Regions from separate parts of the Homo sapiens genome. Here region 1 is linked to region 2. Evidence: read pairs that join two places in POLR2A ChIA-PET (ENCODE). Cell type or tissue: K562. All regions are shown on one strand. Region 1 holds the start of PMS2 (PMS1 homolog 2, mismatch repair system component). Region 2 overlaps CYTH3 (cytohesin 3).

The links. Peaks named below come from ENCODE experiments on the same cell type or tissue, not always from the same donor. Only the 100,000 strongest peaks of a DNase experiment are listed, where the experiment ranks them.
Region 1: POLR2A ChIA-PET joins it to region 2 with 5 read pairs; 2 of 35 experiments call an interaction of 5 or more read pairs at or near these places.

Annotation. Positions count from the first base shown.
Region 1 is chr7:6,006,791-6,011,790 of GRCh38, forward strand. It overlaps PMS2 (PMS1 homolog 2, mismatch repair system component), which reads right to left and starts at 2,259. Exons shown (of 15, transcript NM_000535.7): 1 at 2,207-2,259. The coding sequence starts at 2,229. It overlaps AIMP2 (aminoacyl tRNA synthetase complex interacting multifunctional protein 2), which reads left to right and starts at 2,482. Exons shown (of 4, transcript NM_006303.4): 1 at 2,482-2,708. The coding sequence starts at 2,574. RefSeq lists enhancers at 682-1,373, 2,061-2,160 and a silencer at 2,691-2,850. In K562, a CTCF peak has its summit at 2,092 (motif pointing right); DNase peaks (open chromatin) are centred at 2,351 and 2,741; H3K4me3 peaks cover 3,020 bases.
Region 2 is chr7:6,184,328-6,189,327 of GRCh38, forward strand. CYTH3 (cytohesin 3) reads right to left here. Exons shown (of 13, transcript NM_004227.4): 3 at 3,330-3,394; 4 at 2,723-2,789. Among named protein-coding and RNA genes, the nearest start is that of USP42, 82 kb to the left of the region's middle. In K562, no CTCF peak of the experiment used is centred here; no DNase peak of the experiment used is centred here.

The DNA of each region.
Region 1 (5,000 bases), 180 kb before region 2:
CTCCAAACTGAAGCTGCCAGCTGCTGTCTTAGCAAAGACCCTCAAAGCTCTTGCTGTACTAGCTTTAAGAGTTTTATAAAGGTTTTATCTCCCCTTATTCCCTGCTCCAATACATCCTCCACTCTATCACCAGAGCTATTTTTGAAATCACAAATCTGGTCAAATAATTTTTCTGCTTAAAAATTTACTAGTGCCCCACTTCCTACTATATGAAAGTTAAAATTTAGTCATCATTGGGGCCAAAACTACCTTCTTTTCAGAATCTCTCTAATCCTTTCCCTTCATCAAGTCCCCTACATTATTATTATTATTATTATTATTATTGTTATTATTGTTATTATTTGAGACAGAGTCTCACCCCGTTGCCTATGCTAGAGGGCAATGGCATGAGCTCAGCTCACTGCAACCTCCGCCTCCCAGGTTCAAGCGATTCTCCTATCTCAGCCTCCCAAGTAGCTGGGATTACAGGCGCCCACCATCACACCCAGCTAATTTTTGTGTTTTTAGAAGAGATAGGGTTTCACCATGTTGGCCAGGCTGGTCTCGAACTCCTGACCTCAGGTGATCCGCCTGCCTCGGCCTCCCAAAGTGCTAGGATTACAGGGGACCGCAACCAGCCATCCCCTATATTGTAGCACAGTGAACAACTGTCCTGAACATCACAAGCTCTTTGAGACACTACAGTGTATAAGCAGGTCTCTGTCTAAACCGCTCTCCTCTTCCTCCTCTGCCCAAACAATGTCTGCTCAAAGAATGTATCCCGTGTGTTCATTAACTTAGCAATTTCCAGCAAACAGTTTAATTGATAACTTGTTAAGAGAAGGCAGGAAACCTCCATGAAAGAGAAATCACTGGGTATTTCCTACAGCATTTAACACATCGTAGGCCTTTAATAAACCCTTCTGAAATAAACAAACCTCTTTACTCTTCATTCCACCTTGCTAAGAATCTCACCTAAGTCTGTCTACCATGTGAAACTGCAGATGACCTCACAGAAAATGGAAAGAAGTATCTCTAAAAATAAGTTTATTTGGCAGCACACTATAGGCTACAGGTCCACTTCTGATTTTTTTTTTTTTTTTTTTTTGAGACCGAGTCTTGCTGCGTTGCCCAGGCCGGACTGCAGTGGCACGATCTCAGCTCACTGCAACCTCCGCCTCCTGGGTTCCAGCGATTCTCCTGCCTCAGCCTCCAAAGTAGCTAGGATTACAGGCTCCCGCCATCATGCCCAGTTAATTTTTGTATTTTTAGTAGAAACGGATTTCACCATGTTGGCCAGGCTGGTCATGAACTCCTGACTTCATGATCCACCCGCCTTGGCCTCCCAAAGTGCTGGGATTATAGGCGTGAGTCACCGCTCTCGGCCCACTTCAGATATTTATTTTGAGGAGGGAGCGCATTTAGACACAGACCCCAAATTTATTTAAATGTCTCAATACATTTAAATGTAGTTACCTAAATATATCTAATATATTTAAATGCAGAGAGCAAATTTGCGTTTACAAATCTGACATGGAATGCAAATGTGCTAGCCAAGATTCGGTGTAGCTTACCAGCCAGAAATCACACATCCTAACAGGTAGAAACGTATTGCATTTTTAAAAACTGCGCAGCTATGCAAATAAGGATGTGTCTGGACGCTCTACCGTCCCCAAAATAACCTTAATTTTTTAAAAAGGCCAGGCACGGTGCATCATGCCTTTAATTCCAGCACTTTGAGGGGCCAAGGCGGGCGGATTGCTTGAGCTCAGGCGTTCGAGACCAGCCTGGGCAACGCAGCGAAATCCCCGTCTCTACAAAAAAAAATTAAAAATAAAATACTATAAAAATAAAAATAAAAGGGGAGAGAGAACAGGTAGAAAGGAAATGCATTCAGTCTATGGGGATTTCACGCTCCCGCTTCAAGTCCACGGCCCTGTGATGGGATGTGGGCAAGGCCTGTCTGGGACAGGCCGAACCCAACTCCTCACAGGGCCGAATCCTTTGCCCGCAGCCCAGGACCCCGAAGGAGCTTGCCTCGGCCTCAAGGCGCACCCAAGGGGCACGAGATCGCTGCAACACTGAGGTCGCCACTCCGGGGCCTCCAGGGGGCTGCCTCGCCACGCGCCTCGGCCATGTTCCCCCCATTTCCAGGGAGGTTGGAATGCCGTGGGTCTCAAAGAGGGCGCGCGAGAGGGGACACCGGAAGACTGCGAGCCCCGCTCACCTCGAGCTCTCAGCTCGCTCCATGGATGCAACACCCGATCCGCCTCGGGGACTGGGAAAGTTCCCTCCAGGGCTCCCACAGGCGCTCCGCCTCCTGAACTCCCATTGGCTGCTTTCGACGTTGTGCTCCACCCTTTCCGGGCGGGGCGGCAAAAATACTTCCCGTCTCTCCTTTTCGCCTATTGGCTCTGTCAAAGGTCGACTTCGTGACGTCAAAGAGCCTGGGCCAATCAGAGCACACCGGACTGCGTTTTCCCGAACGCCCGCAGCAGGGTCAGAAGGGAGGTGGCCGGTCTCCGTCGTGACCTCTGACGGTTTCTGAGCGTTGGCCTTTGGCACGCGCTACCCCCTTTTGCTTTGGTTCTGCCATGCCGATGTACCAGGTAAAGCCCTATCACGGGGGCGGCGCGCCTCTCCGTGTGGAGCTTCCCACCTGCATGTACCGGCTCCCCAACGTGCACGGCAGGAGCTACGGCCCAGCGCCGGGCGCTGGCCACGTGCAGGTAGGAGCGCGGGGCCCCCCGCCCAGTGCGCACGCGCGGCGACCGGCTGCTGGCCCGGGTCCCCCCAGGCCGGAGCGAGCGCGTCCCAACCGGTTCACGGCCCCACCCCGGCATCTGTGCCGGCCGGCCAGGGACTCACTCAGACTTTTATGTTTTAAAAGATTTATCCAGGCCGGGCGCCGTGGCTCACGCCTGTAATCCCAGCACTTTGGGAGGCCGAGGCGGGCGGATCACCTGAGGTCAGGAGTTCGAGACTAGCCTGGCCAACATGGTAAAACCTCGTCTCTACTAAAAATACAGAAATTGGCCGGGTGTGGTGAGGCGCCTGTAATCCCAGCTACTCGGGAGGCTGAGGCAGGAGAATCGTTTGAACCCTGGAGGCGGAGTTTGCAGTGAGCTGAGATCGAGCCATTGCACTCGAGCCTGGGCAACAAGAGCTAAACTCTATCTCAAAAAAAAAAAAAAAAAAAAAAAAAATATATATATATATATATGTATGTATCTTTCCAGGTCGGGCGCGGTGGTTCACGCCTGGAGTCTCAGCGCTTTGGGAGACTGAGGCGGGAGGATCAATTGAATCCCAAGAGTTTGAGACCACTCTCAGCAACATAGCGAGACCCTTGTCTCTATTTTTTAAATGTTTTAATTAAAATACAAATCTGTCCATATTTTTTCTTTTTTTAATATATGGTTGCTTAAACATTTTGGTTCAGAGATTCTACCCTCTGAAAAGTGAATAGCACATAAATGCTCATTTTGAGGAATTACAAAGCGAACCCCAGGGTCACCATGGCCCAGGTTGACACACATTGTCACCACTCCATTCTTTCCACTTAAACCTTCCCTCTCCACCCCCAACCCCAGGTCCTGATTTTTATGGTAATTATGTCTTGCTTGTCTCTATTATTTTGTCAACTATTTATCCCTAAACAATATAGTCTGGTTTTTTGTTTTTTTTTTTGTTTTTTTCAGATGGAGTCTCACTCTATCACCCAGGCTGGAGTGCAGTGGTGTGATTTTAGCTCACTGCAACCTCTGCCTCCCAGGTTGAAGCAATTCTCTGCCTCAGCCTCCTGAGTAGCTGAGATTACAGGCGCTGTCCACTGGACCCGGCTAATTTTTCTATTTTTGGTAGAGACGGGGTTTCACCATGTTGGCCAGGCTGATCTCGAACTCCTGACCTCAAGAGATCCACCCGCCTCGACCTCCCAAAGTGTTGGGATTACAGGTGTGAGCCACCGTGCCCGGCCCCTAAACAATAGTCTTCATATAGGTAAGCATACAGCGTATAGTCTGATGTGTCTGGGTGTTTTTTTTTTTTTAATGTAGAGATGAGGTCTTACCACATCTCTACATAAAAGGTGGTTATGGAGACCCAAGGTGGTCTCAATCTCCTGGCCACAGGCGATCCTCTAACCCCAGCCTCCCAAAGTGCTGGGATTACAAACATGAGCCACTGGGTCCCAGCCCTGGCTTCTTTTTCGTAGATATTATTTTAGGAGTCATTTTATTGTAATATCAGAAGTATTCATCATCTCTGTACTATACCGTTCTATTGCATGACTCTCCACCATATACTTATCCATCCTGCTTGCTCAGGGACACTGGATTGTTTTCCATTTTAACTTGCTATGAACAGTCCTGCAGTGAATACTCTTATACAGAGGAGCAGGCATGGGGTATGTACTAATGAATGGGACTGCTGGCTCAGCGGCCCGCCTGGCTTTCCACTCTATTAAATTGTTTTCCAAAGTTATACTGGTTTATGCGCTCGCTCACCGCTCACCAGCAGGGTAGAAGAATTCCTGATGTTTGCACCCTGCCCAAAGCTGGTGGGTGTAGCGTGGTATCCTAAGGTAGTTTTAGTTTGGATTTCTCCAGACTTCTCTAACTTGAGGACCTTTTCATATTCACTGGCCGCTGTGATTGTGCTTTTGTAATGTACCTGCTCAAGTCTTTCACTCTTTTCTCATTGCAAACGTACATCCTAGGTTTCCAGCAGGAGAAACAGGCCTGTCCATTTCTGACACAAGATGGGTGAATCGGTAACTTTTCTGGTCTGTTTTCCCACTGCTTGTTATCCTTCTGTTTTCTTTAATGGCTTTCTGCCTAGATCAGGAGGGACAGACTTTCTTTTGAAACCCAATAACACAACTGTTATTTCAGTACAGAGCTAAGACAGAAATAGCAGACATAGTTCAATGGTCCCTGCACCTAGAGAGTGCCGTGGAAACAGGGCCCAGTCACCCTCCAACTGCACAGTCCCATGAAGCCAAAAAGACAATCCAGGTT
Region 2 (5,000 bases):
GGGATTACAGGCGTGAGCCACCGCGCCTGGCCCCCTCTGTGGTATTGTGTTAGGAAGGCTCAAGTGGACTGACAAGTGCTATATTCAAGTCTACAAAACTTGTAGTTTTGTTGGCCCTTATTATAAATCTGACACACGGTATATATAAAACAGGAAGACAGTCAAGAGCCTGACAGAGAGGGCTTCATAGGCATGAAGAAAAGTTTACGCTCATGAAGCTGAAACCTGATGCACAGTAGTGGCATCACTTTATTTATTTACTTATTTTGAGAGACAGCCTCTTACTCTTGTCGCCCAGACTGGAGTGCAGTGATGCAATCTCAGCTCACTGCAACCTGACTCCCAGGTTCAAGCGATTCTCGCGCCTCAGCCTCCCGAGTAGCTGGGACTACAGGCACCCACCACCACGCCCAGCTAATTTTGTATTTTTAGTAGAGATGGAGTTTCACCATGTTGGCCAGGCTGGTCTCAAACTCCTGACCTCAGGTGATCTGCCCAACTGGGCCTCCTAAAGTGCTGGGATTATACGCGTAAGCCACCGCACCAGGACTCAGTAGCATCCCTTTAAAAAATAAGTATTTATTTGTATGTATTTCATGAGATTAGAATTTATCCATGAACTTACTGGTGTGCTGCCCTGTGCTGCACTACTTGGGTCCCCTTAAAACATAAGACCCAGTTCTGAGCACATCCACTTTCATAAAGAACCTGAGATGCTTCCAATGCTTATTACATCTGCTGATAAATCTAACTCCACAGTTCCAACTCCTTAAAGAAAAGCTGTTACCCAAAATATCAAATCATTTCCAAATTCACAAAATTGACAATTTTCATTCCATCTTGGAGATGATTTATGCCCCATAAGCAGAGAACCAGAAAGCAACAGGAAAGTTTTCACAGTGGCTAGAGTGTATGCATTAAACAAAAACCCTCCTCTGGGTGCAGATGTGCTGGGCCTTAAGAAAATCCAGACATGGCCTGGCGCAGTGGCTCATGCCTGTAATCCCAGCACTTTTGGGAGGCTGAGGTGGGCAGATCACCTGAGGTCAGGAGTTCGAGACCAGCCTGGCCAACGTGGTGAAACTGGGCCGGGTGCACTGGGCTCACGCCTGTAATCCCAGCACTTTGGGAGGCCAAGGTGGGCAGATCACAAGGTCAGGAGATCGAGACCATCCTAGCTAACACAGTGAAACCCCGTCTCTACTAAAAAAAAATACAAAAAATTAGCCGGGCATGGTGGCAGGCACCTGTAGTCCCAGCTACTCGGGAGGCTGAGGCAGGAGAATGGTGTGAACCCGGGAGGTGGAGCTTGCGGTGGGCCGAGATCGCACCACTGCACTCCAGCCTGGGCAACAGAGTTAGACTCTGTCTCAAAAAAAAAAAAAAAAATTATCTGGGTGCAGTGGCGCATACCTGCAGTCCCAGACCTGCAAACCGTGAGCAGGAAATAACGACATGCACTTCTGTAAATATCACCTGCAACTGCACCTGCACTTATGTGAGTTTACAGATCTTAGACCTTGTACAATGGAATTCTGCAATCAGATATTTATCGAAGGAACAAATAATTAACTCATTAGCACAGAGGCTCAATGCCAGAAAAGCAAGGGGAACGTTAGAAGTACAGACCGACTGGGCCAGGCACGGTGGCTCACGCACATAATCCCAGCACTTTGGGAGGCCGAGGCGGGCGGATCATGAGGTCAGGAGATCAAGACCATCCTGGCTAACACAGTGAAACCCCATCTCTACTAAAAATACAAAAAATTAGCCGGGCGTGGTGGCGGGCGCCTGTAGTCTCAGCTACCCGGGAGGCTGAGGCAGGAGAATGGCGTGAACCCGGGAGGCGGAGCTTGCAGTGAGCCAAGATCGTGCCACTGCACTCCAGCCTGGGTGACAGAGCAAGACTCTATCTCAAAAAAAAAAAAAAAAAAAAAAGTGCAGACCGACTGAAGACCACAGGAGTGGCGTGAACCAGCTCTGCAGCGAGACCTTCCCGTGGACACGCCGTTCCTCTCCTCAACCCTGAAGACTCAGGTCTACCCTTCTTTCTCAAAACCAAAATGTCCCCCAAAAAGCTTCACAGATTCTGCCAAATCCCTTAGCTCGGTCTCAAAAACAAGCAGCTACATGTTTCAGGTTTCACGGTTTTCGAGTGTCTCCCTAGAAAATCCAACTTGAGGAAAGAGAAAGATGCTGGCTTAAATGTGGAGGATCCCTTGTTTTTTCACAGACACCTGCTTTTTAAGGTGAATGGAGGAATAAAGTCCTCTTATGTGAACCACTTAACCCACCCAGATTATAAAGTCCGTAACCTCTGGACACCAGGGTTCCACTCCCACCCCTGCTCCTTCCTAGTCACGTGATTCCCTGACCCAGGTCAAGCGGGAAGATGCGAATATGAGCCTCGACAGCAAGGGCACTGCCTGGAGCCAAGCCCGGCCTGTGCTGAGTCGTCCAAGCCGTGCCTGTGAGGCTGCTTCCTCACCCAGCAGCTCACTCTGAAAGAAAGGCCTTTCTGCCCAGGGCACCAGCCCTACAAGGCACTTCTGCTTCACCCCACTCGCGAAAAGCCCCTTTTTGATAAAAATGTGCCTTCAACTCCCAGTCTTTTATGAGGTGACAGGGCGGACCACCTCTGACCTCTGTCCAAAAGGGAAACGGCAGTTCAAATCAATTAGTCCATCTCCTGCAGGCCAGAAAAGGGAGAGCATTCTCTTACCTTTTTGGGATCCATGTTGAATTTCTTTCTTCCCATGGCTATCTGTTTGTTCCTCTGAGTCGTTTTGCTATTGGTGTGAAATAATTTAAAAATCACTCATGCTGTTTTCACAATGCAGCCCAGTCACGGCCCTCCAGTGTACTTTCCCCCGCAACAACGGGCTCAAGGAAGCGAAGCACAGGCCCTCACGGAGGGGCCCCCAGTCTCCGCAGTGGCGGCAGGGGTGGTGCAGCCACCATTGCTGTTCACATTTGATAACTTGAGACACTTCAGAAAAAGCTAATGATGCAAACCAGTGATTTTAATAAAGCACAGTTCCTTATGACGCAGGCAGGTAATTTCTGTGCGGGTCAACCCTGAAGTGCCTGTGCTTATGCCTGAACCTATAAAGGCAGATGATGACTTACAGAGGAGGCAATGGGAGGTAACATCCAGGGAAACACCCCTGGACCCCTCCACGCAGAGTAGGGGGAGAGGAGAGGAATTAACAACTCCACAGGCTCCCCACATCCCAACCACTCTCACCCCACTTTCTGCAAGTTTGACTACAGGATGGAGGTAGAAAGAAAAGAGTAAATAGCTTAAAGGTGTAGCCACAAATTGTTACCTCTCCTCTACGGAAGTTAGATTGTCGATCTCTGTCATCACCTCTGCAATTTCATATTTCAGCCTCTGTCAAAAAAGAAGAATTTCGAGGTGGGGAGTGGGTCTTAACCTTCCTCCCCTGAGACTCAGAAATTTTAGTTCTCTTGTGACAAGCTTCCCTGCGGTCTCACCGGAGCATCACAGGGATGGAAAAACCAATACTATTATCAATACAGCTAGAGCTTCATAGTCAAAGCCACCACAACTTAGGAGAACACAAAATTCTTTGCTCACTTTTCATCAGATACCAGGTTCAGAGGGGTCCACTCTGCAGATCCTAGGGTATTTGTATATAAAATCAGGCAAGCACACTGGGGGGGGAATATCACAGCTGTGAAAAGATAAAACCAAGCCAGGAGCAGTGGCTCATGCCTGTAATCCCAGCATTTTGGGAGGTTGAAGCAGAGGGATCGCTTGAGATCAGGAGTTTGAGAACAGCCTGGGCAATGTAGCAAGGCCTCATTGCTACAAAAAAGAAAAACAGAAAAATTAGCTGAGTGTGGTGGTACATGCCTGTAGTCCTAGCTACTAGAGAGGCTGAGGAGGGAGGACTGCATGAACCCACGAGTTTGAGGCTGCAGTGAGCCATGATCACACCACTGTACTCCAGTCTGGGTGACAGAGCAAGACTTGGTCTCTTTTTTTAAAAAAAACAAAAAAACAAAAAAAAAAAGCCCAGCAAAAGGAAAGCCATGAGTCCTCAGTTCGCTTAACTGCACTATTCAGCCCTGCCATGCAAACAGTTGTCACCTGCCTCCTCCTTCAACACTGCCTGTGTTCCCAGGGAGAAGCTGAGGCTCGGGTGTGTTTAGATCGGTGGTCTCAGGCTGAAGCTCAGGTGTGTTTAGGTCAGTGGTCTCAGGATCACTTGTATCACCTTGAATGAGATGAAGCACCATGGACAGAGCCCGGGGGTGAACAGAACTGACTCAGGGCACTCAGAGAAGCCAAATGCATCCAAGGGGACAGACCCCCTTTCCCTTGATGTGACCCCTACTAATGAGACTGACCTCTGGAAGCCTCCAACTTCCCTGGGCCTCAGTGTGCTCACTGATAAAATGAAGTAGTTAGAGCTAGATTACGATTCCACATTTATCCAGCAGGCTGATTACTAAGGTCCAAATAATATACATCCTTATTCTTCAACCAGAGACCAATTCTGGGTTATCTGATTTTCCCAAGAATGAAGGGTAACCTTAGAAGAAAAATTTCCATGAATTACCTTTCAAATACAAAGACATTTTTATTCAGGACCCTATTATATGCCAAGACACTCGGACTTAAAACGCAAACTCCTAGAAAGGAGCTATTGTCTGGGACAAGGCCTGTCCTTGCCGTGGCCTGTGAAGCCACATTTATTTTGGCAATGACAATGACTAGAAAGCTTCTCAAAGAAGACCTCCATGTCTGATTGACTTTCCCAAGGAAGCCCCAAACGGAAGGAGCCAGGGCCGGCCCTCTGAATCACTTCTGTAACAATCACAGGCTCTCCCACGCCGAGACGGTGGCTTTATTCACATGCTTCTCCTGTGGGACCGCCCTCTACCCCATCCTCTGAGTAAAGTACACAAGTGTGGAAGAGCCCATGTTTGTGTGCCTGTGTTTTTATTTGTCTTTACTTTTTCTTTTTTTT